5 separate regions of the Mus musculus genome follow, and all the other regions are linked to region 1. A link is a loop called in an ENCODE intact Hi-C map of the cell type or tissue named here. Cell type or tissue: gastrocnemius. All regions are shown on one strand. Region 1 overlaps Nf1 (neurofibromin 1). Region 2 has its middle 3.0 kb from the start of Nf1. Region 3 holds the start of Gm30561 (a long non-coding RNA gene). Region 4 holds the start of Gm30470 (a long non-coding RNA gene). Region 5 has its middle 9.2 kb from the start of Gm30561.

Region 1 (5,000 bases):
CTTGAGCTACAAGTTTTGCTTTTAATAAGGAGAATGTTATCCTTTTAGAATTTGATCCCTTAAGTGACTCTAGGTCGCAGAATCAATTTGTTTGGTTGTCCAGGTGCTTGAAGAACATGGCCTTGAGCTGCTGGAGTAGTGTATGCCTGTAATCCCAGCACATGGGCAGATGAGGAAGGAGAGTTCAAGACCAGTTTGAGCTATGTAGTGAGTTCAGTGTCATGATGGGCTATAGAGGAAGCCCTGGTCTCCAGAAAAGTAACAAACGAACAACTCCCTCCACATCAAAGGACGGAGTGAAAATCTCAAACAGTGGCTTAATTTCTGACCTGAGAGACTGAGCTTGAGTTATGTAAGCTATGAGAAGTTTTAATAGTTGTGTAATACAGTTTTCAAAATACTTAATATTACAAAACATGCTATTAAGCTGGATGTAGTTATATACACCTTTAATTCCAGCACTTGGGAGCAGGAGCAGGCAGATCTTGTGAGTTTGAGACCAGCCTGGTCTACAGAGCTCCAGAACAGCCAGGTTTCTGTAGAGAGACCCAATCTCAAAGAAACAAAAACAAAAGCAATACAGTGACAGAAAACTTTTTTCTTTTTTGCCTTTAATTTAGTACACAAATTTTACATGTGTTCATGGAATCTTGAATTCTTTGAAAGTCAGTTTTAAGAGAAAAAAGTTTATAGACATGAGTGTCTACTATTTAAAAAGTCAGAAATATCCCAGATAACCTAATGATAACCTCAAGGTCTTAGAAAAGCAAGAACAATCCAGATTCAGCAGCAGGGGACAGCTGGAAGTAACGATGGTCAGAGCAGAAATCAGTGAACTGAAGGATGAAAGAACTGTGTAGAGGGAAACAGAGAGTCGGCTCCTGGAAAGTTCAGCAGGATTGGCAAGTCCTGGCTTGTCAAGACTCCATCAAATTAGAGATGAACAAGCTGAGTTAACTACAGGTCCTAGTGAAGTGCAGAGAAGGAGGGTATATTCTAAATAGTTGGTAAACCTAGAAAAAAAATGGGTAAATTCTTAGGTCTATCAAAACTGAGTCAGTATGGTATTAACAGCCTCAATAGATGCATAGCAATCAAAGACATTGAAGCAGCTATAAGGCAATTCAAGTAGTAATAAAAGATCTCCCAACAAAGAATGCAAGAGCAGATGGAATCCACTGCCGAAGTCAAACAAAAATTTCCTTTACAGAAAAATAGCAAAGGAAGGAGTACTACCATTCTGTGAAGCCAGCAGTACAGTGATAAATACGCAACAAAAAGAAAACTTGAATTCTCAACAGAACTCCAGAAGCAAAACTCCAGAACACTGTGGTTTCCTTCCAGGGATGCAGTGTTGGTTTAACACAACATAGAATAAACCATAGAGTAAACCAGCATGTAGGTTTACGAGCAGAAATTACCCGGTAATCACAGGTGATCAGAAAAGGCCCTTGCTTCAGAAGTTCAGCATTCCTTTATAATAAAAGCTCAGCGGGCATAAATGAATGCACCAAAACATAAAAAAGGATGCATATGAATAAAACCCATAGCCAACATTATACTAATTGAGGGGAAAATAGGAGAAGTTCCTCCAAAATCTAGAATGAGATTAAGGTTCAGACTTTGTGTGGTGCAGACTTTTAATGCCAGTACTCAGAAGGCAGAAGCAGGTGGATCTCTTTGGTTTAAGCCTAGTTTGATCTAGTTCCAGGCCAGCTAAAACCATATATTGAAACACTGCATCAAAAACAACAGCAAAACAAAAACAAACAACCTAAAAGTTTCCAGTTCTCTTTTAGAACTTAGTTTAGTATGCCAAATCTTACCTAGGGCAGTAAGTCAAGAGAGAGCAACAAAAGGAATTCAGATGGGGAGCAAAAGTCCAATTTCCCCAGTGCTGAGGCAACATGTCTTGTTTCACAGCAGAACTGAGGTGGGAGCTCCCCCTGCTGGCTAGTTTTCACAGTGCAGAAGTTGTATGTGGGAGACTGGAGGAGAAAGGCATTAATGAGGATCGCACCGCAGAGATCTCTGCCACCCATAATACCAACTTGTAGGCAAGATGTACTCATTGCAGTAGTGGCACAACCATACGGAAACAACCAGATGCTCTGTGCTTGGTTTTGAAGCCTGTTCCCCAAGAGGGAGTCCATGCCTGGAACTGTGAACCTAGTTAACTTCCTATGCCTGAGGTCTTTGACCCTGGAAGGGAACTTACTGTTGTTGTTTAGTTAAATTGATAAAGCGCCAAGCTGCCTTTAAAATACTTAGGTTTATGTTCGTGAGTTAAACACTACTTTGAAAAGTATAATGAATAAGGAAAATTTAGAGTCACATGGCTGCTGAAGATACTGAGAGTAAGTAGTGGGCAAGTGCTCAGCCCTCAAAAAAAAAAAAAAAAAAAACAAAACATTCAGGCTACCTCTCTGAGGCTCAGGGAGCAGTGTAGAATGAGGAGTGGGAAGAGTAGAAGAGCTGGAAGCTAATGAGAAGAGCTGCAAAGTACTGTCATGTGGCCGTGACACAGCCAATGAAAATCATGATCTCACAGCAGCAGCAGCAGCAGCAGCAGCAATGGACCTATACAAGACTGGTCCCATCTACAGTCTTCATATATCTGAGAAGGGTCCATTTGGTCCTCCCCTTCCTTGCTGAACTATGAACTACTAATGGATTTGGGTTGGGGGAGAGCAAACAATGTTATCTTTTGTGTACCACCTGATCAGCCTATCGTTCTCTGATGAATAGTAGCAGACCCCTGGTCACACAGGTGACCCTAATTAAACTCAGTGCATCACTGAGTACAAAAATGTAATGTGTGAATAGGATTCTAGGGAGTCATAGAGGTAATAGTGAAATAAGAGGGAGAAGTTTGACAGGAGTCAGAAATAGGCTACATATATGTATGAAATTGTCAAAAGAACAAAAATAATAAAGTAATGAATAGAAATATGAGTAAATACAATTTTTGTTAAGAAAGAAAAAAATAGACTTTATACACACCCAAAAGGGGATTTATTAGAGTAACCTATAGGTGTGGCCCAGATAGTCCAGCAATGGCTGTCTCCTGACAGAAGGGCCAAGAACCAGACTGGATGTCCCAGCGGTCCTAATATTATGCTGGAGTCCTAGAGAAGTCTTAGAAAGCTACTGGTGTTCAGGATATGTTGGAATACAGAAGAAGTAGCATCAAGAGATGCCCTAAAGGATCTGCTGTACTCAAGACATGGCCTTCAGAGCAATCCAGTTAGCCGCTGGAAGTCTAGAGGGGCCACCCCTCCTAACACTGTTGTTGTTGTGATGATGATGATGATGTCTGTTGACTCTAAAGGGCACCAGGAGCCCAAAGTTTTCAGGAAGAAGTTTAAGCTTCCAGTTCAATGGAATGTATGTTATGCCTTGGGCAGAAAAGTTCTCCCCCCTTCTGGAACACAAGCTAGTAGGCCAGCAGACTTAAGGTTGTGGTATCAGAAAGTAAAAGTTTTTCCTGTAGGACTGTAGGGGTGATAGTGAGTGGAACCATTTCCATTTCTATCCCTTGATCCCTGGATTCCTGAATCCTGGCTAGGGAGAAACTGAACCATATATTAGATGCTGAAGCACATACTGCTTTCTGGAGAACCCTGCCCCAGTCTTCCAGGGTTCTGTCACCGATATCCATTGTAACTATGTCTTCCAAAGGCTATTCACACCATTCTGTCAAGTTAGCTGCTTCAGGAGGTAGGGAACATGGTAAGACCAGTGAATTCCGTGAGCATTAGCCCACTATTATATTTATTTGCCTGTGAAGTGAGTTACTTGGTTAGAAGCAGTTCTGTGTGGAATATCATGATGATGGATAAGACATTCTGTAAGTTCATGGATGATAGTTTTGGCAGAAGGAAAAGCAAATCTATAACCAGAGTAAGTATTCTAGTAAGGACTAAGAGTTGCCCTTTCTATGGAAGAACTGGTCCAGTGTTGTCAGACTGCCACTAAGTCTCTGGCTGGTCACCTGGGAGAATGGTGCCATATCTGGGGCTCAGAATTGGGTCTCTGCTCCTGGCAGGTCTGGCACTCAGCAGCTGCTATAACCAGAACAGCCTTGGTGACTGGAAGTCCATGTTGTCAAGCCCATGTATAACGTTCTTTTTTGCCAACATGGCCACTTTGTTCATGGGCCCATTGGACAGTAACAGAGATGGCTGGGGAAAGAGGCTGACTGTGTACAGAATGGGTCATCCTTTCTACTTCATTATTGAATAACCCCTCTGCAAAAGTCACCTTTTGATGAACATTTATATGGGCCACAAGTATCTTTACATCATTTGTCCATTTGGAGAGATTTGTCCCCATCTTCCCTAGTTAACCTTTCTCACTAACTTTCCATTCATGCTCCTAAGTCCCTAACCATCCTGCCAATCTGTTGGCTTCAGCCCATGAGTTCAAAAACAGTCACATCTGGCCATTTCTCATTCCAAGCAGAATTTACAACCATGTGACCTGCCCAAAGTTTGCTTTACAATGAAGATTTCTCTTCACTGGCATTTTTTATGGTTGTTCTGTAAAGAGGTTATAATGCAGCAGCTTTCCACACCTGGGTGGTGCCTGCATAGTGTGCAGAACCATCAGGAAACCTTGGTCTCCAAACTTTTCTTTTCTCAGTCAGTTGATTCTAGGAAACACCCCATGAGATCATAGGTACATGCTTGTTAGGAAAAGACACTTTAACAGAAGTAGAAAACAAGCACTTGGACAACTTCTTCATATATCTTGCTCAGGACCTACTGGAGCCTGATCACAATATATTCTACTTTCATTTGATAATGGTTTGCTGTTATGTTCATCCTACTTCATGGCTTGGTATTATGGCTGGTAAAACCAAATACTACTCAGCTCATGATAGGTAGCTCAGATAGCATAGTAACTTGGTGGCCCATTCAATAGCAGGCAAAGAGCTGTCTCTTAATGGGAGAATGGTTGTCTGCAGATGGCAATAGATCCATGTTCTAAAATCCCAA
Region 2 (5,000 bases), 62 kb before region 1:
CAGCGGGTTAGTTTTGAAAATGTACGCTTTTTTGGTTGGGATGATCAGGAACAGGTTCAGGGGCCTCCACCCGACCTTTCCCACTATGACAGCTTTTGTCCCACAGGCCAAAACTGTTGCTGTAGAGTTGGTGACTCTATCAGCAACTAAATATGTTCACTTCTACAGCCAGGAGGACCAGTGGGCACTTGGTTTCATTGACTCGCTAGGAATACAGTCTTCTTAAACAGTGTGGAAATTGACTTGGATCAAGAAATGGGGCAAGCGATTGTTTACCAGAAGGGAGTTTCTCTCAGTCTCTTCCTCCTCTATCTGTGGGTTTTAAAAATTATGTAGTGGAACTGATTGGTTGCCCACTTATATTTCTACCAGTGTTCTATTAACTATGTGCATAGCTCTCTGGGAGTCTGGCTCACTCTAATCTTGACATCTAAAACAACACTACTTAATCTGGAATACTGTGATGCCTACTGCTCCTAACTCAAATACTGTCTATCAGCAGCCCTGGCCTACAGAGAACCCCTCTTGCCAGCTTGTGAAAGAAGGCAGAACACCACCAGCTGGAGAGGTGGGTACATTTTATGCCTACTGTAGCATCCCGCTCTTCTGAGTCTTTTTTTTCCCCTTTCCTTCTTTCTTTCTTTCTTTCTTTCTTTCTTTCTTTCTTCTGAGTCTTGTAGTTAGCTTCAGCTGTTTTCATACTTGCTTATGTATTCAGGCTGCCAGCAACTCACAATCCTCCTGCCTGAGCATCTGAGTGCTGGCAGTACATGTGGCTGCTTCCCTGTGACTATGTCTCTTATTCCGTTGTTTTTCTATTTCGTGAGTCCAGGCCATTGCTTTCTCTAAGTTTCCTAGAACCATCCTAGTAACCCATTAGCATCATTTCCTGGAGGCCTGGCCAGGATGTAGATCCCACAGTACAGGGATGTTCTTACATCAATAAACTCTGCTTTGCTTAGCATTATGTTTTCTCTTCCTCCCTCCTTTCCCAAAGCAATCTGGGGACCTGATCCCATGCTCTCCTAGCTTCTACGCATGCGCGCGTGCACACACACACAGGGACACACATGCACATACACACACACAAACAAACGGCTGGCTCTATCTTCAATATACACATTGCCTTTCCTCCATTAGTGGTTCTAACATTTCCTTGGTGGGGTTATTTTGTGGCTTGACCTTAGTTATTAGTCTGGTAGGCAGGTGAAAAGGGGTTGGTAGATTCTGAGGGCTTGTTTGGTCTTGCAAGGTAGATATACTTATGGGTGAGAGATGATGAGGCAATAAATTGCCCTTAATGCAGCTTTTGAGTCCTCAAGGTGATATGGATTTCTGAGGGTTGTAAATGCGTGGAGAAAGATGACCTGCCACACATGGCCTAGTACTTTCCCCAACTGCTAGTCCAGACCTTGGTTCAGCAGACTTGCCAGACCTGAGAATCACTTTGGAGTTCCACTGCTCTTATAATTAAGCCGTAGTCTGTACTCAGCTTTGACTTTTATCCTTAGTCTTTGGTAATTAATCGTTCTCAGACTTTCATTGTCTTTCTCCATGGTATAGATTTACTGCATCCACAGTTACATAAGTTCATCCTCATGTGTTGCTGTCCTGAGACAGGGTCTCACTAACTCAGGTTGGTCTTGAACTTGCCACTGTCTTACCTTCATCTTCCAATTACAAAGGTTACAGGTATATGCCCTATTCCTGTCCTTAAATTACCAATTCCCTTACATTAAAAAAAGAAGAAGAAAGCCTGCTAGATTGAACCTACTGGTACACTCTTCTATTTGTATTATATTCCAACCTTCTTCTTAAAAAGGCTTTAATTTATGTGTATGCATGTGTGTCTGTGCATGTCAAGGCCCACAAGGCTGTGAGGTCCTCACTGCCAGCTACTCATAGGCTAATTCAGCTCCACTATATCAGGCTCCCTTCATGGCACTTGGTGTTCTTGGGAATCAACATTGTGCAGTACAGAGGGAGTAGTATTGAGGAGAAATAGAAGCAGAATAAAATGTAGTCACAGATAAAGCTCCAGCCAGTCATTTTCTTGGGAGCTGACCTGATCAGGGGAGCTCTGGAGCCAAGAAAGCCTTCAGAGTGGATCTGTCCTGAACTTAACATCTAGTCTGAAAAGGCTCTCCTGGAAGTGCTGTCATGTGTCATGCAGAAGCTCTCCTCAGCAGAGGGCAATTCTGGAGCAGGCTTCAGCTGAGGGCTACTGGCACTGGCCATTAACCCTCCCAGCGGCTAGGAAACAAGTGTCTTAGTTCAAAAGAGCCTGTATTCTTTGGTATGTAGGGATAGAGGGATGGGGAGCTGCTGTAGAGGTGGGGAGAGGGTAGAATTAATACCTTGAGACTTTGGACATGATCCTTGAGGGGTTGGGGAGATGGCTCAGTGGTTAAGAGCACTGGCCGCTCCTCAGAGGATCTGGGTTTGATTCCCAGCACCCATAGTGTGGCTTATAATTGTCTGTACCTCCTGTTCCAGGGGATCTGGTGCCCTCTTCTGGCCCTCTCAGGCACTGCACATACACGGTGCTTAGATACACACAAGCAAAACAGTTATACAAACAAATAAAATAAAAGACTTGAAGAACAATTGACAGTTTTTATCTAATGAAGAGGGGGGATGAATGAGGGCGATATACATTCAAACTGTACATAATCTCTAATTCATAATCTCATAAACACATAATCTCTAATACCATTTACAGCGCAGAAGAAAGGAAGTTAGGATATAAGCCAATCTTTACTCAGAAGTGTATGCCTTTTGCCAACGAGACTACAGCTAGTCCACTCAGTTTCTACAAGCTAAACTCAGACAGCTAACTTACTTTGGCTGCACAAAATTGAGAAATGTGATTGGCTGTCACAGTGTAAAAATTAGAGACATCTATACATAAGTTTGGATTTCTAGCTTCTCTTAAGTAACTGGAAGTTCTAGCAACATGAGGTCAACATCCCTGCATGGCAGGAATTGTCCGGAGCTGAGTGATATCTGCCCTTTAAACATGGGTGGGCATGGGCAGGGACACTCCTTAGTTAACCAGGTCTTCCTTTCCATGATGACTTGGTTTAGACTCCCTGTCACACCACTATGCATGGCTTAGCAAAGTTTACGGTGTGGAATGGGCTGATGGATACTTAATATTGGTTTACAAGAACTGACTGAGTTCATTAGAGAGGAGGCTGGGTGAAGGCTAGAACCTCCATTGGCAATGAGAGGCTTGGGGTGAAGGGGGAAAAAATAGGACTTTGTACACAGGCGCACAGTCAGATGAATTAATGCTCCAGTGGCTGGAGCCTGAGCAAAGAAAGGAGAGCAAGAAGCCAGCAGTGAAGGTTAGAGAGACAACCAGGAAGGAGCCAGTCAAGGGGAGGAATGAGACAGAGGCTATTTAGTAATGGAATGGTGATGGTGTGTGTGTGTGTGGGGGGGGGCAGGGCTCAGCCACATCTAAGTTTCAAAGATAAAGATGGAATGCCAGGGCAAAGAGGAGCTAATCAGGGGTTTCAGAGCCGGTGTGAGAAAGGGAAAGGGAGGTAGTGGTTCTAGCTGTTTAGCAGTGAAGTAGACACGTTGGGATGCTATTTGGGGCGATGTGCTGTGAGTAAGGACTTTTTCCAGGGTCCTGGATGCAGAAAGCACCAAAGGCCCTTTAATCTTCTCTCATTTCTCTTCAGCACTCCCATCACCGCTGACGTCATCTAAAGAAACCAGTATCCATGTTGCAGCTTTCAAGAAGGGATCGTAGAAACAGCCAATCTCTGTCCTTTTGTTTCAGTGGAATGAAACATTAACTTAATTTGCATCTTGGAAGATCACTAACCTACCTAGACTTGAGACTTCTTTTACAGCTATACCACTTTGTCCGTGGGCTACTAGCTCTGTGGATTTTCTGTGGTGAAATGAAAATTGTGGTTTTGTTTCATCTTATCACCCAGTTGGTATCTTCCTATGTGGCTAATGGTTGATGGCTGCAGGCTGTTGTCTGAGTGCGCGTCCACACTTTTGTTTTTGAGACAAGGCCACACTATGGAGCAGTGGTTGACTCAGGAGGATTTGCTTGCCTCTAATGAAAGCGAGCATCTCCACATCCTGCTTCTAAACACATTTTAACACTGACTTAATTCAAGTGCATTGAAGAAAACTCATTTCAAAGTCCAGTGTCAGAGCGCCTTTCCCTCCCCATCCGATGAGTAGAGAGCTTCACCCTGTAGCTCTGCTTGGCCTGGAAATCCCCAAGTAGAACAGGCTAGCCCCGAGCAAACTATCTTTTGGGTTTATCCTCTTTTGTAAGTGTGCACAGCCAATTCCACACAAGTCCTTCAAACTCTGGTTCTGGGCATTGGGAAGGCCCTTGTTTCTGGAGAGCCATCCTTCTCGATTTGTTCTTAGAGTCAAACCATTTTGGTACTTATCAGCCCTTGGGCATGTATCCTGGAACCTCCAGTGCTCTGTTCATCAGATAGGTCAGGCTACTGAGTCCTACTGGAAAGGTTTGTTCGAAAGGCTGAAATGCATAAATGTTAGGCCTTTTAAAGGTCTTTACAGTATGGTGAACTAGTCTTCAATCTGAATTATCATCCGTGCAAAAAGTTTTATTAACTTGGTTGTCCGTCAGTTTAGTTGAGGAATTTCGGATTGGGGAATTCTAGTCTCCAACTTGGATCACCACTGGGCCTTGCTTTGGAATTTAAGCGACATTAAAAAGAAAAAAATCACGGAATCTCTCTTGGCCTTCTTTTTACCCGTTTTCAGCAGCCTTCAGAAGCCCCATCGACTGCGTGGCGGTGTGTGCCTTACATTTTTAAGTGAAGAAAGCGGAGAGAGACTGACTCCAGCCTCCGGGACAGATCAGCGACAGAGATCAGCGGTCGGAGAGAAAGCCTAGCCTCAGGACACCCTAACTTCTAACCCCGGGAGCGATCCAAGCCCGGAGGCCAGCGGGGGAAGGGCTGTTCGAGGCGGCGGTGGCAATGACAGCCTAC
Region 3 (5,000 bases), 92 kb before region 1:
GAAGAAAGAAAGAAAGAAAGAAAGAAAAAAGAAAGAAAGAAAGAAAGAAAGAAAGAAAGAAAGAAAGAAAGAAACCTCAAAGCCCACCCCCAGAGACACACCTTCTCTAACAAAAACACTTCCTCCTCTAACAAGGATACACCTCCTGGCCCTTCCCAAACAGTCCACCAGCTGGGAAACATATGGGGCCTGTTGTCATTGAAACCACACAGTAAGAGTATGGATTTCAGATATTTGGGTCAAACCAAGCTCACATACTTTATGAGTGTGTAACCATGGACAAGTTCATTACATTCTTCCGTGGTCTTCCTTCCTTCCTCCCTCCCTTCCTTCCTTGCATCCTTCCTTCCTTCTTTCCTCCTTTCATTCTTCCAGTTGGGGGCCCTGAGCTTCTCACATACTAGACATCCCCTGCCCAACACTGACTATAACGTTATAGGAGACACTGTACTGCATAGCACTAACTGGTCAACACTGGTTCTTTCCTAATAACCTCACCACCTCCTTGGTTTCTCTGTGTATTCCTGGCCGTCCTGGAACTTGCTCTGTAGACCAGGCTGGCCTCTGCCTTCCCAGTGCTGGGAAGCATCACCACACCAGTTGTTTTTTAGCAGAAAAAAACAAAGCAGAAGCCACGTGAAAAACACATAGCCTAATGTGATAGCTAGCCTTCTAGATGACCTCACTTTTATAACCAGGTAGCGCGTCCGTGCCTCTCTTCAGTGTCTTCCCACTGGAGTGTTGTATAAATGACAGTGAGACTTGTCAGGCTGGGTCACAAAAGGCACCATAGTCTCCTTCTCTTCCTCTAATGGCATGCTCTCTGGGAACCCAGCTGCCATGTTGTGACATCACTTAACCCACTCCACAGAGAGGATCATGGGAGGAACCCAGGCCTCTTAGCAACAGGGATGTGAGTGTCATTTACAGGTTCTGCAACCTGGGAGAGGTGCCCTGCCAGAACCAATCTACTCATTGGCTTCTGAGTTCCTGGCTGGTGTGAACTGTGGTGAGTTTCTGGCTGGTGTGAACTGTGGTGAGCTTCTGGCTGGTGTGAACTGTGGTGGGCTTCTGGCTGGTGTGAACTGTGGTGAGCCAACAAACAAAGCGTTTCTTGCTGCTCTAGGCGGTTTAGAGTCATTTATCACAGGACATCGCATGAGTAAGGCACAATAAAGCTGTCATCACGATTGTTATGAACACTTCCTGATTTTTGCTGAAGTCCGATGTCTTGTCATGTCCCCCCTCTCTTCCACTTCCGTCTTTCCAAAGCCACATGGAAAGAACAGCCTCTCTTCCTCATGGTCAAAACTGTAACAGTTTTTGGGCAACTAATTCAACTGTCAGACACTGGTGAAGAACAGTCAGGTTGCCAAAAACTAGGGAAGCAGAGATAAAACAAGAGTCCCTGCTCAGCTATACCCTCAAAACATGGCTCCTTGTTCCAGGGCCTGTCCTGTGGGAGCCTGATTCTCCCGGAAGCAGGAGTTCCTGTGGAGGTGGGGCTGGTTCTGCTGAGAGAGAAGGAAGGTTTCTAGAAGAGGTGGAGGGAGCTGAGGCCACACGGCTGGATAGGAGCTCACTTGCACAAGCCAGCAGTAGACCCCGTGCCTGACTCAAGCCCTTTTCTTCCCCCAAACTATCCTCTCTTTTCCCCAACTTTTTCTTTTCTCCAGTATTGAGGCTTGAACCCAGGGCCTTGCACAAGCTGGGCCAGCTCTTTCCCCTTGAGCTGTGTTCTGGGCATGCTTCTTCACTGTTTATTTTGAGATAAGGTCTCACCAAGCAAGACTTTAGGCTAGTCTCAGATTTTTGATCTTCCAGCCTCAGCCTCCCAAGTATGTTCCACCACACCCGATTTCTCTAAGTTCTGAGTGTTTCTCCTCCTTCTCTCCCTCCAATGCTCCTCTTCTTCCTCCTCCTCCTACGGTTCCTCCTCCTCCTCTGTCCTCCTCCCCCTTCTTTGTAACTGTCCTCAGAGTATACCCTTTCCTGTCACATGATGGCCTTCAGACAGAGCCAGTCGTCTAGGGTGGTCTGACCGCTGCTAATGCAGAGGCAGCCCGCACCTTTCTTTTCCTGGATGCTCCGTTCAGTCCAGGCCTTCCCTGCGGCTGTTGGCACCCACACCCTCCAGCTGACTCACGCTGGTCCCCTTGGCATCTGGGCTGCTAAATTCTTTTTCACATTTGCTCCTGCACAGCTGCATCTCCCCCAGCTTTAGATTTTAGGTCCCCCACCCCACTTGGTTTTGTTTTTTCAAAAATATACCCAGATGTTCTGAAATTCAATAATTTGATCTGTGCAGGCTGCTAAACTCAACTCTGGGTTGTTGTCAGACGTGGAGGCACGCGTGGAAGCACTGAGTGCCTCCAAACAAATAAGAAATAAACTCCACTTTTGAACAGGCCCTGGAAACAGAAAGCCTCTTGTCACTCGCTCGAAGGCCATTGTGGTTAGGAGTGATTCAGACTGCCGGCGGCTCCCGCCCACCCTCAGTATCTCAGGGGCCAGTCTGGGGTCTGAAGACGCCTGCTATGAAGCAAGGGCCGGGGTGCCTCTGGCTGGCCACTTCAGGGGAGCCGAGTGTAGAGGAAGGAAATTGGAAGAGGATGTTTGTCTGGTTCCCTGTGGCTCCCACCTTCCCCTTCAGAGAGAATCAGGCCATTGTCTAGGTGAACCACTTGGCTTGTTTTCCTTCTCAAACTCCAGCTCCAGAGCAAGATTTCTCTCTGCTCTCCTTCCACGGAAAAATGACCACAGGAAGAGCCTAAGCTGCTCTTGCCAAAGGTCCAGGCTCTGATCCCTGCTCAAGTCTCTGCCTCCCCAGCACCACCACCCAGCCACGCACCGCCCCCCCACCCCCGCTCTTAACAGAAAATATAAAAGACAAGCTTAGCTTACCAGGGTCCCATCAAAATCAGCATGGATTAATTTTTGCATCATTTTTGCATTCATTTATGCATATATCCATTCACTCAGCTTGCATGTATTGAGTACCTACTGTGTGCCAGCATTGTTTTAGACACTGGTGATCTAAATAGGAAAGACACAGTCCTTGACCTCTAGAGGCTACAGTTCCGGGAGGAAGCCTGGCAGGATGAGAGGCCGCACAAACCGACATGGAAATATACAAATGTCCTTAACCCAGCCAGGGGGCTATCAGTAAAGGCTTCCCAGGAAGGGTACCTTGATTTTAAAAGTATAATAGAAGTTGGCCACAGGAAATAATGATTATTAGCACATCTTCAGTGTAGCACGCCCTGCGGTAAAATTTTACATGTGAGTGATTTCACTTGAATCATCACACACCAAGAAGGAGGGAGGCACTGTGATTATCCCAGCTTCACAAATGACTTAGAAAGGTCAGCCGGCTTACGGTTTTCAGCTGAGAACAAAGAGCAGAAGTGAGAGTTAGCACCGGGCTTTCCTGATTCTAGCCTGCTCTCATACTCAGGGCTGCCTTAGAAGTTGTGCAGGTTACACATTGCACGGCTTCAGGGCTGGACCTTTCCTTGTCAATGTGTTATACCTGGGTGTAAGCATCCAGAAAGAAAAGCCCTCCTTTGCAAAAGTAGGAGCGAAGGACTGTAATCAGGGAACCAGCTGTCCAGTGCAGCCTGGCCAGGGGCCGACCTTTCCTGAATAGGGAACCCCACTGAACCCACTGTGGTGGCTTTGCAGTGTGGAACTGGCTTGATAGCCTGGGGCAAGCTCTCAGCCAGGTGTATGTGTTTCCCATCTGAGTCATACATAAAACAAAAGGCCCCAGGTCTCTACTAAGTGTCCTTTCAATGGTCAACCTGTATTTGGCTTCCAGCAGCTGGCTGTCTAGTGACTCTGCTCACTGACCTTCTCATGACTTGGCCTGAAGGGAGACACAAATGTAGCAGGTGAGTGTCAGGAGGCCAGGGAAATGCCACAGAGGCAGGAAGTGTCTATGCTACACTGTGACAAAGTAGTTTTACCTGTGAGGAATAAGAAGATGACCCTAGGGGCAAGATGAGATTCCATCACTCAGGTGTCCAGCTGTGCATCCCGGATACCACCTGCAACCCCAGCTCTGCCTGGATGTGGAAAGGGATTGCATCACTCACTGGCTTGCTGGTCTCCAGACTCGTGCAAGCCCCTGGTTCAGAGAAGAGAGAGAGAGAGAGAGAGAGAGAGAGAGAGAGAGAGAGAGAGAGAGAGAGAGTCTCCCTTAGGAAGAGTAGGTGGAGAGTGACAAGAGGTCAGCTAATTCCCTCTTCTGCCTCCATGCATGTTATGTGCAAGTACATGTGTGCGTGCACACACACGCACACATACACACACATATACTCACACACAAAAAAAGTTAAATCTTTGAAAAGGGGAGAGAGACTGGTGAGATGATCCCATGGTTAAAAGTGTTTTCAGCAAAGCCTGAGGGCCTGACTTCTAACCCTGGAACCCAGAAATAGAATGAAGAGACTCACATGTGTCACCCCAGCACTTCTATGGCTAGATGGATGGTGGAGACTGGAGGCTCAGCAGGGAGCTCAGAGGCCAAGGAGCCTGGAATGTGCAGATTGACAGAAACAACTTCACCAAGGTGCAAGAACCAACTCCCCAAAGTTGTCTGACCTACACTCACACACACACAGACACACAGACACACCCACACATACCATAAATACATATAGACACATAAAAATAAATTTTTTTTTAGCTAGTTGCAGTTGGTGCCTGTGTCTCATTCTCCGGAAGGGAAGCTTAGGAAGAGGATGACCTTAGAGGCCAGCCTGGGCTACATAACATAGGATAACCTGGGTTACATATTAATTCTGTTAGGATTGTCTCAACACCCTCCCCGGGGGTGGGGGAAGGGATGCTTGACTGGATGTGCATTGGAGAAGCACTTACAGAAGGTTTGTGAGTTGGAGGCTAGCCCAGGGCTACATAGCAGGTTCCAGACCAACTTGGTATATAGGAAGACCCTGTCTTCAAAAGAAAAAAAAAAGTTTTTGTTTTTGTTTTTC
Region 4 (5,000 bases), 170 kb before region 1:
TGCTGTTTAAATAGAAGGCAACAACTATGATGACTAAGCAGTCTCTGGTTCAGATCTGGCAAAGCCATCCGATTCCAGGATCCCACCATTTCCTTCTCCTAACATACAGTTCCTAGGGGGTATGCCTGTCCCCTGGATGCCATTTAACAGTCCAGATAGCCACAGTGAGGGGCAGGTGTCCCCTGGGATAACTTCATTCCTCCCAGACCGGCTGACTAAGTCTGACCCTTGTCTGTCTTTCACATCTATGGTCTCCATTCATCGCGCTTGGACACCTTGACTGGGCCTGGAGGCTCAGCTCCACCCTGACCCTGCAGTCTTCGCCCAGCACTTCCAGAGGTGTTCGTTTTCTTTTTTTCTTTTCTTTTTTTTTTTTTTGTGTGTTTTGTTTTTTGTTTTTTGTTTTTCAAGACAGGGTTTCTCTGTATAGCCCTGGCTGTCCTGGAACTTACTCTGTAGACCAGGCTGGCCTTGAACTCAGAAATCCACCTGCCTCTGCCTCCCAAGTGCTGGGATTAAAGGCGTGCACCACCACTGCCCAGCAGGTGTTCATTTTCTAACCACTGTGTACTGTATGATCTGAGCGTTAATATTACTAATTGATTGGAATGGCTAGCGAGATGGCTCAAGGTGTAGAGGCCCCTGACATGCAAACCTGGTGACGACATAAAGTCAGAAAGAGTCAACTCTACAGAGTTGTCCTCTGACCTTTACATAGGCACCATAGCACATGCCTACTATGATGGCTGAAGGGAAGTTTTAAGTTTAGATTACTGTAATAAGAGATCTATAAAACAAAAATGCCTTTAACCTGTAAGCCCCACTTGCCCAAGATATACTTCCTGGAATGCTGGGAACTGCTGTACATGCGAAATAACAAGTCACATGTTTTTACTTCTATAAACAAGCTTGGTTGCATCAACCACACAAGATGTGCTTGATCACATGTAGGTGGGCGGGACATAGACAGGAAGTATGCCAGGATGTGTGCTTGTCCCTGATTGGGTGACGGCAGGAAGTATGTGGCCTTGTAGCTTTTGCTTTAGTAAGGCCTTTGACGAACACAACCAGTGACCAAATGGGAATCCCGGATACGGACCTGGCTAATGTCCATCATCCAGGCCAGCATGTAATGAAGCTTGCTTCACACTTGGCTCAAAAATGGTGATAATGGCCCCAACACACACACCACATAACTTCCTACACAGTCTATACCTCCCCCCACAACTTTACATTCACAAATAATAAAGAGTTTAAAGTAATTAAAATTGGAATAAAAGAATTTGTGCTTCAGTTGAGAAAGACATAGAAGGCTTCTGTGACAACCTCTCCCTTCCCCCCCCAAAAGAAACAGTCTCGACAGGAAACCAGGGAAGAGAACTCTCAAAAATTGTCGTAAGGGGGCTGAAGTGGCGCTCTCCACAGCTGATGGCTTCTGGCGGTGTGGGGAAGGACTCCATTTTCTTTAAGGGGCTATCCACTGGAAGTTAGACCATGCTCCAGTGAGGATATGGACAACACAATGGACTTAGTATTTTTTTTCTCTTTTTTTTCTTTCTTTTTCTCCTCCTCCTCCTTCCGGTAAGATACCAGGGTGGGAGCAATGGGCCTGAGAGGACTGGGAAGCATGTGCTTGGAGTGCGTTATGTGAAATTCCCAGATAATCAATAAAAATATTATACTGGTGGGGTGAGGAGCAAACCCGTGCTTGCCTTTGCCAGCTATCAAGGGCAATGGAGGGACTTGGGAAATGACTGCCAACGAGATCATCATAGCTTGTGGGGGTTTGTTTTGTGTTTTGTTTTTTTGTAATTCAAATTCTGACAAGCTGAAAAAACATAAAAGTGTGTCCATCCATCCAAGTTTTTAAAGTAGCACACTCACACCAGCTAGTGGCACACTCAACGTTGGGGATCATCTTGGGACCCGCTTCCTAAGCCCTGTAAGCTTCCCCATGGCCACTAGGGGGCAGTGCTGCACGGAGTCCCGCTTCCAGCTACCCTAAAAAGGCCCCTTTCCCCTCCAGCTGAATGTAGCTGGGCGAGTCTGGAAGGCCTCTGTCCCAGGCGGCAGCAGAGAAGCTCCTGACTCACCACGGATGCTGGCTCTGGACCCACTGCTGCCCCCGGGGCTTGGCAGGTTGCACTGGAAAAACTGGGTCAGGCATGTGGCCTAGTTTGCTGGTTCGCAGCACAGGCCAGGGATGAACCTGGGAGTGTGAAGGGCGTCTCACTTTACTCCCTGGCTCAATCAAGTGACAGATGTCTGAGGAGTCCCTACTAAGTGCCAGGCCTAGGTGAGTAAGGGGACATACAGACAACCAATTGCGAATGCACTTTTAAAGCCCAGGTCACAAGAGTTCGCTCGGTGTCATCTCAGGATCCCCCGGCTGGGCTGCCTGGGCAGGTCACCAAGTCAACAGTCTTCCGTTCAGATCCGCAGTTTGACTGCCCAGTGTGGAAGGCGGGTCCTGACGCAGCTTCCTGTTTCTTGTCCAGCTGAATCCTACCTCTTTGACACTCTGGGGCAGAGCTTTCCCAACAGAAGGTTGTTTGAGCAGACCAGAAAAGGCAAGAACTTCCAAGTCAGTCAGACAGACAGACAGACAGACAGACAGACAGACATCTCCTGCTTTCTTAGGCTAGGGAGGGTCAGGTGTGTTTATAAGAAAAGACACTTGAGACTTTTCCAGACAAAGAAATTATAGAAAAAAAGAATTTACTGAATGTGATGGCTAACCTTAGCTGTGAACTTAACTATATCTAAAATCAACTAAACCTCAAGCAACTAGGCATGCCTGTATGGGGGGTTTTCTTGATCAATCACTTAAGATAGGGAAACACACCCTAAATTTGGACCAGCACCGGATTGGAACTGCAGCCTGGCAGACAACTATAGGATTCTTAGCCTTTCCACTGTGAGACTGCCATTGTTGAACTCTCCAGAGCACAGCCTGTGAGCCACTCTAATAAATCATATATAACTACGGGATTCCTAAAGAGATGCTGGTCTTCCACTGGAATCCCAAAGGAGTAAGTTCTAATACCAGGGGCTTCCTCAGCTGCAGGCTAGATGAGCTTGTCAAAGAAAGTGAGGACAAGCAGCCCCACAGCAAGTTTCCTTCTTCTTCATCCCAGAAGATGTGGCCCAAATAGCTGTTGTCACTCTGGGTGGTCTAACATCCACGTGTTCTGCTCCTGGGCACTGGCCTCTCCCTGAAAGCTCTGTGACCCGAGCCTGCTGCTACCTCCTCTCCACTCGGTTCCTCTGCAGTCACAGTCACTGTCTCCCCACAGCCCTTGCTGTCTCTGTGAAGAACATCACAGGGAGGCAAGAGAAGACCTTTGGGAGAAACCTTTGCTGGGCCTTATGCCGCAGTACCACAAGACAGCACAGGACAGCCTCTCCAGCTGGTCAGCAGAGGCTGCGGTTCTAGAAGCCTCTCTCAGATACTGTGCGACTTGCTTCTGCTGCATAGGAAGCTGGGGTGAGGTCATGGCACATTGTAATCAGTTTCATGGGTTTTTGTTTTCTTTTAGACGAGCTGGACTAGGCTGCTGGGGTGGGACGTGCATGATGCGGTCACTACTGCCTGGTACCATCCACAGCTCCGTTCCATGAGTTCTCTCTTTCTTTTTTTTTTTTTAAGATTTATTTATTTATTATATGTAAGTGCACAGTAGCTGTCTTCAGACACTCCAGAAGAGGGAGTCAGATCTCATTACAGATGGTTGTGAGCCACCATGTGGTTGCTGGGATTTGAACTCTGGACCTTTGGAAGAGCAGTCGGGTGCTCTTACCCACTGAGCCATCTCACCAGCCCCTCTCTTTCTTTTTTTATATTTGTATTGACTCATGCACTTATTTTTGTGCATGTGTGTGTATGATGAGTGTGTATATATTCACGTGTATGTGAGGACAGGTTTGTGACTGCCACAGAACACTCTGAGGATCAGAGGACAGCCTTGGGCATTGGTCCTCTCTTTCCTCCTTGGTTTGAGGCAGGGTGTCTGTTCCCAAGCTGGCTGGCCCTCAAGCTTCTACAAGACTCTCCTGTCTCTGCCTCCCACCTCACCACATGTAGTGAGAACTTTGATTTCTTTAAAACACAGAAATGGTAGGTGAATATGTTTTTGTTAATCCCAGGTGTGGGATATGGGGCTGCTTCAGACTGTCCGCAGCAGCTAACCATGATTTGTCTCGTGCTCTGGCAGGGGCATGATTTTGCCACCTTAAGATAGTTTTTTGGGGGCTGGAGAGATGGCTCAGTGGTTAAGAACACTGGTTACTCTTCCAGAGGTCTTGAGTTCAATTCAGCAACCACATGGTGGCTCACAACCATCCGTAATAAGATCTGACACCCTCTTCTGGAGACATCTACTGTGTACTTAGATATAGCAACCAGAGCAAGCGGGGCAAAAAACAAACAAACAAACAAAACCAGACTGGCCAAACAACTGGCTGTGCCTCTTTCTGACCCCTTAGGACTTTCCCTTCCCCTCTGGCCACTTCTTTCCTGACTTGGCTTTTTCAGACAATCCTCACAATTTGAGTCATATCTGCCAATCATCTGGACTACTACCGCTGCTGCTGCTATTACTACTACTACTACTGCTACTACTACTACTACTACTACTACTACTACTACTACTACTATTCTCACAGTGACAGACCTCCTTAGCCCCACTCTTGTCCTGTTCTGCCCCAGCCAGCACTCCCATCTAGCTGTTCCCTCATCTGACCCACCTGCTCAAGTCTGAGGCTAGCCCCTCCTAGTTGTGGTCAGGGCCTGGCACCTGTGAAGTACCTCAGCTCACAGCCACTTGCTTACTGTATAGACCAGACTGACTCACAGAGATCCACCTGCCTCTGCCTTCTGAGTGCTGGTACTACAAGTGCGCACCGCCAAGCCCAGTTTATGGGATGCTGAGGATACTAGAGCTTCATGCATTCTATTGAGCTCCAGTTTCGGCCCTGAACTTGCTTTCACACATTTTGGT
Region 5 (5,000 bases), 100 kb before region 1:
GCTGAGATCCTAGGGATGTGCCGCCACACCCACCTGCCATCTCTTTCATCTTAGGTTTTGAGTGTGCATCTTGGGAGGTTCCTAAGGAATAGCAGGTCTTGTCTCTGTCCTGTCCTTGTTGGACTTTTATGCTGTTACAGCCAGGAGATGGGTGCCACACCAGATGTGGGTGTTTGGGAACTCATTGCCTCTTTGTCTGGCAGTGTGCATATTTCTTTATGGAAGCCCAGCATGTTGCAGCTTCTCTCTCCTGCCCGCCACATATAGCTGCTTGTTGTTTTGGCTCCTCCCACAACCTAGTCCACTAGTCTGGTAAAGCATAAACCTTGCCCTGGAGGAGCTGTCACAGCATGGGGAAGAGTGCAGTAATGACAGAGAGCAGAGTCTTAATTAGGGTTTTTATTGCTGCAATAAAACATCATGACCAAGGAAACCTGGGAGGAAAGGGTTGATTCAGCTTGCACTTCCTGAAGGCAGCTGCAGATGCAGAGACCCTGCAGAATACTCCTTATGGGTTTGCTCTGCATGGCTTGCTCAGTCTGCTTTCTTATAGAACCCAGGAACACCAGCTCAGGGATGATACCACCTATCAATCTCTAATTAAGAAAATGTCCCAGAGGCATGATCTACAGCCTGATCTGGGTTTTTTTGTTTGGTTGGTTGGTTTTTGGTTTTCAAGATCTCTCTGTGTAGCCTTGGCTGACCTCAAACTAAGAGATCCACTTGCCTCTACCTCATGAGTGCTGGAACTAAATGTGTGTAGCACCACTACAAAGCCAGCCTGAAGTTATAGAGACATTTCTTTTTTTTTTTTCTTTTCTTTTCTTTTTTTTTTTTTTTTTTTTTTTTTTTTTTGAGACAGGGTTTCTTTGTGTAGCCTTGGCTGTCCTGGAACTCACTCTGTAGACCAGGCTGGCCTTGAACTCAGAGATCCGCCTGCCTCTGCCTCCCAAGTGCTGGGATTAAAGGCGTGCGCCACCACACCCGGCAATATAGAGACATTTCTGAAGGCCCCCTCTTCTCTGTGTCAAGTTGACATAAACCAGAAAAAGTGGCTAGACAAAACACACTGAGAGGTCAAAAGTGAATCCCTGAGATGAACAATCTTCTGAGGAGTAGGCAACTCAGTACAACAGCAGAACTGATGGCTGGCTCCTACCGTGGTCCTCTGTCTCTGTCTCTCTCTGTCTCTCTCTCTCTCTCTGTCTCTCTCTCTTTCTTTCTCTCTCTGTTTTATTTTTTGAAACGGGGTCAAATTCCTGATCTTCTCCAGTGCTGGAATTACGGGCATGAACCATCTGTTTTATCGTGTTGGGTTTTTTTTTTTTAATATAAGATTTATCTTATGTGTGTGGATGTTTTGCCTGAATGCATGTTTGTACAACGCAACACATCCATGCCTGATCCCCACAAAGGACAGAAGGGGGCTCCAGATCCCCTGAAACTGGAGCTACAGATGGTTGTGAGCCACCATGTGAGTGCTAAGAATCAAACCTTGGTCCTCTGAGCATCTCTCCGGCCCCTGTCTTGTTCTTTTAAATAGTGGAGAGGTGTTTCCTTTCTATGTCTGTGCCATTATCAATAGCAATACTTGTTTTCCCTCTAGAGACAGGGTCTTTTCTTTTTTCTTTTCTTTCTTCCTTTTTTTTTTTGTTTTGTTTGTTTGTTTTGGTTTTTCAAGACAGAGTTTCTCTGTATAGCCCTGGATGTCCTGGAACTCACTTTGTAGACCAGGCTGGCCTCTAACTCAGAAATCCGCCTGCCTCTGCCTCCCGAGTGCTGGGATTAAAGGCCTGTGCCACCACTGCCTGGCTGTAGCTCTGCTTGGCATGATATTCAATATGCACCCCAGGCTAATCATAAATATGTAGTTACCTTCCTGTTTTAGCCCCAAAGTGTTGGGACTCCACTGCAAACCATCACCATCACATATAGCCTTTCAAACTTTTTAAAATGAAAATGGGAGAGAGAGAAATATTAGCTATACCCCAGCTTGAGAAGAATTTTGCTGAGGTAAATATTTTTTTAAATGGTAAATTGGGAGCTGTAGAGATAGCTCAGAGGTTAAGAGTATTTGCTACTCTTACAGAGTACCTGAGTTCAGTTCTCAACACCTGGAGCCACCTGTAACTACTGGGAAGGCAGAGGCAGGCAGATTCTGTGAGTTCAAGGCCAGCCTGGTTCGTAGCAAGTTCCAGTACAGTTAGAGCTACTTAGTGAGACCCTGTCCCCACAAAACAAAAACAGGTGGGGCATGGGGCTGTTTTAATCCCAGTACTAAGGAGGCTGAACCAGGAGGATCACCCTTTCCAGACAAGCCTGGGCTCCTTCCATAGGGAGAACCTGCCTTAAAATGTAAAAACCAACAAAAAGGTTTGGTAGACAAGACTCTGTCTGCTGTGTTAAGTCTCTTTATTTACACTCACCCTGAGTATAAAACCACCCCACATGTCACCTGCTACCAAGCAATTTCCTTCGCCCATCAGGGGAGTAAAGGTTTTATGTTTGACAAATAAGGTAAAAAGCACACAGTACAAGGCTAAGCAAAGGAACAGGAAAAACAGCCCCAGAATACTACATATCAGGAAGAAAGTTGATCTGAGCTTTAAGGGACTTCTCCTGACCTCTGCTGGCAATGTTTGGTATTGCACTGCCTGAGTGGTTTGTTTGTTTGTTTGTTTGTTTTGTTGTTGTTGGTGGTGGTGGTTTTGTTTTGTTTTTTGTTTTTTCAAAGTAACCTGCAAATTCAGAATTTTATTTATTTGTTTAATTTTTTTCTTAGACAGGATCTCCTGTACCTCTTGACTAGCCTTAAACTGTGTAGCTAAGAATGACATGAGCCAGCCGGGTGTGGTGGCACATGCCTTTAATCCCAGCACTTGGGAGGCAGAGGCAGGCGGATTTCTGAGTTCGAGGCCAGCCTGGTCTACAGAGTGAGTTCCAGGACAGCCAGGGCTATACAGAGAAACCCTGTCTCGAAAAACAAAACAAAACAAACAAACAAAAAGAATGACATGAGCTTTCTGATCCTCTTCTTGGTCTCCCAAGTTCTGGGATTATAGGTTTGTGTCATCATGCCTGACTTTCTGTGCTACTGGGGAATCAAACCCCAGCAAGCCAGTAAGCTCACTACAACTGAGCTACCTCCAGGCCCAAAGTCAGAATTTTAGAGTTGAGGTTTATGGACCAGGGGGGTCTAAATCTCTCTTTTTAGGGATGAGGAAAGGGTGGTTCAGGGTTTGTTCAGAAGAGGTTGTTTTGTGGTCCTAGAGGTTGAAGACAGGCCTTGCTTATGCTGGGTTAGTGCTGGGCCCCACACACGCACAAACACACACACACACACACATACACACACGAAAGGAAAGAGGGAGAGAGGGAGGGAGGAAAGGTGGATAGGAAGAAATGTTGGCAGTGGGGAGAGGGGGAAGGAAGGAGGGAAGGAGGGAGCTGGGAGTGCTGGAGAGCTGTCTTAGTGGTTAAAAGTGCTTATGTAAACAGCTGAGTCTTGGCTGACCACATAATACTGCAGAGTAGAGATATCTTCAGAGCTTTTCATTTGATTGATGTGTGTGCACTCATGCGAGAAGGCACGCTCACTGCATGTACATGTGGGGTCAGAGGGTTGTGATCGGGAGTTTTGGGTTTTTTTATTTGTTTTGTTTTTGTTGTTTTTTTCTTTTTAGATTTATTTACTATATTTAAGTACACTGTAGCTGTCTTCGGACACTCCAGAAAAGGGCATCAGATCTCATTATGGATGGTTGTGAGCCACCATGTGGTTGCTGGGATTTGAACTCAGGACCTTCGGAAGAGTAGACAGTGCTCTCAACTGCTCAACTGCTGAGCCATCTCTCCAGCCTGTTTCTGTTTTTTTTTTTTTTTTTTTTTTTCAAAACAGGGTTTCACTTTATATCCCCAGCTGTTCCAGAACTTGCTCTGAAGACCAGGATGGCCTTGAACTCACAGAGATCTGCCTGCCTCTGCCTCCCAAGAGCTGGGATTAAAGGCATTTGTTATTACACTGGACAAATAATATGATGTTCTTAATTGATATTTATCTTATTTGCTTATTATTTTTCATTTTTATAATTTTGACATTCAACAGTTAGTTCTCATCCTCATTGACTGTCTATAAATTTTTTAAAAAAATTTTTTTTTTGGTTTTTTGTTTGTTTGGTTGGTTGGTTTTGGTTTTTCGAGACAGGGTTTCTCTGCATAGCTCTGGCTGTCCTGAACTCACTTTGTAGACCAGGATTCTGAACTCAGAAATCCGCCTGCGTCTGCCTCCCGAGTGCTGGGATTAATTTTTTTTTAAAGATTTATTTATTATTACATCTAAGTACACTGTAGCTGTCTTCAGACACACCAGAAGAGGGTGTCAGATGTTGTTATGGATTGTTGTGAGACACCATGTGGTTGCTGGGATTTGAACTCAGAACCTTTGGAAGTGCAGTCAGTGCTCTTAACCTCTGAGCCATCTCTCCAGCCCCATTTTTTCTTGTGTGTGTGTGTGTGCGCGCGCACGCGCGCACACATCTGCTTGTCTGTGTGCACAATGTAATTTTAGTCGCCCTTGGAAGCCAAAAGAAGGTGCTGGGTTCCTTGGAACCACAGTTTTACCCAACATGGCTGCTGGAAGCTGAACCCGAGTCCTTGTTAAGATCAGCAAGCACTCTCAACCACTGAGCCATCTCTCCAGCCTGTCTGTCTATTTTTGAACATAATAACAGGGACATAGGTCACACAAGCAGAGCTTGTTTGGTGACACATCCTCATTGTGCTTTGTGGACAAGCACCTCATTCCTTTGCTACAAACAGATTTGTTGAGCCTCGTATGGGCATCCACATCTGAGTCCCCATCTCCTTTAAGCTTAATTTCTTGGTCTTCTTGACTGCTTCCTGAAGCCCTTCCCAAGGATGCCCTTGTGAATGGTGATGGTGTGTGTGTGTTATGGGTCACCTCCTTGTTGAGAGAGAACTACAGTTCTTTCTCTTGACAC

What was found. Hi-C counts contacts between places; a loop is a spot of excess contacts. Peaks named below come from ENCODE experiments on the same cell type or tissue, not always from the same donor. Only the 100,000 strongest peaks of a DNase experiment are listed, where the experiment ranks them.
Region 2: it touches region 1 in a loop (2.5-fold over the local background); 7 of 42 quality-filtered maps call a loop at or near these places.
Region 3: a loop joins it to region 1, with 2.9 times the contacts of the local background. A loop is called at or near these places in 19 of 42 quality-filtered maps.
Region 4: it touches region 1 in a loop (14-fold over the local background); 20 of 42 quality-filtered maps call a loop at or near these places.
Region 5: it touches region 1 in a loop (3-fold over the local background); 18 of 42 quality-filtered maps call a loop at or near these places.

The regions. Positions count from the first base shown.
Region 1 is chr11:79,396,597-79,401,596 of GRCm38, forward strand. The region is part of intron 5 of Nf1 (neurofibromin 1); the gene reads left to right. Among named protein-coding and RNA genes, the nearest start is that of Nf1, 59 kb to the left of the region's middle. In gastrocnemius, no CTCF peak of the experiment used is centred here; a DNase peak (open chromatin) is centred at 1,954.
Region 2 is chr11:79,334,404-79,339,403 of GRCm38, forward strand. No RefSeq gene overlaps it. Among named protein-coding and RNA genes, the nearest start is that of Nf1, 3.0 kb to the right of the region's middle. In gastrocnemius, a CTCF peak has its summit at 2,512 (motif pointing left); a DNase peak (open chromatin) is centred at 2,501; H3K4me3 peaks cover 801 bases; H3K27ac peaks cover 1,041 bases.
Region 3 is chr11:79,304,651-79,309,650 of GRCm38, forward strand. Gm30561 (a long non-coding RNA gene) reads left to right here and starts at 869. Exons shown (of 5, transcript XR_880031.2): 1 at 869-1,009. In gastrocnemius, no CTCF peak of the experiment used is centred here; a DNase peak (open chromatin) is centred at 2,096; H3K4me3 peaks cover 712 bases; H3K27ac peaks cover 2,206 bases.
Region 4 is chr11:79,222,659-79,227,658 of GRCm38, forward strand. It overlaps Gm30470 (a long non-coding RNA gene), which reads left to right and starts at 2,027. Exons shown (of 3, transcript XR_880030.1): 1 at 2,027-2,296. In gastrocnemius, no CTCF peak of the experiment used is centred here; DNase peaks (open chromatin) are centred at 2,069 and 2,411; H3K4me3 peaks cover 1,063 bases; H3K27ac peaks cover 3,073 bases.
Region 5 is chr11:79,293,783-79,298,782 of GRCm38, forward strand. No RefSeq gene overlaps it. Among named protein-coding and RNA genes, the nearest start is that of Gm30561, 9.2 kb to the right of the region's middle. In gastrocnemius, a CTCF peak has its summit at 2,638 (motif pointing left); a DNase peak (open chromatin) is centred at 2,635; H3K27ac peaks cover 526 bases.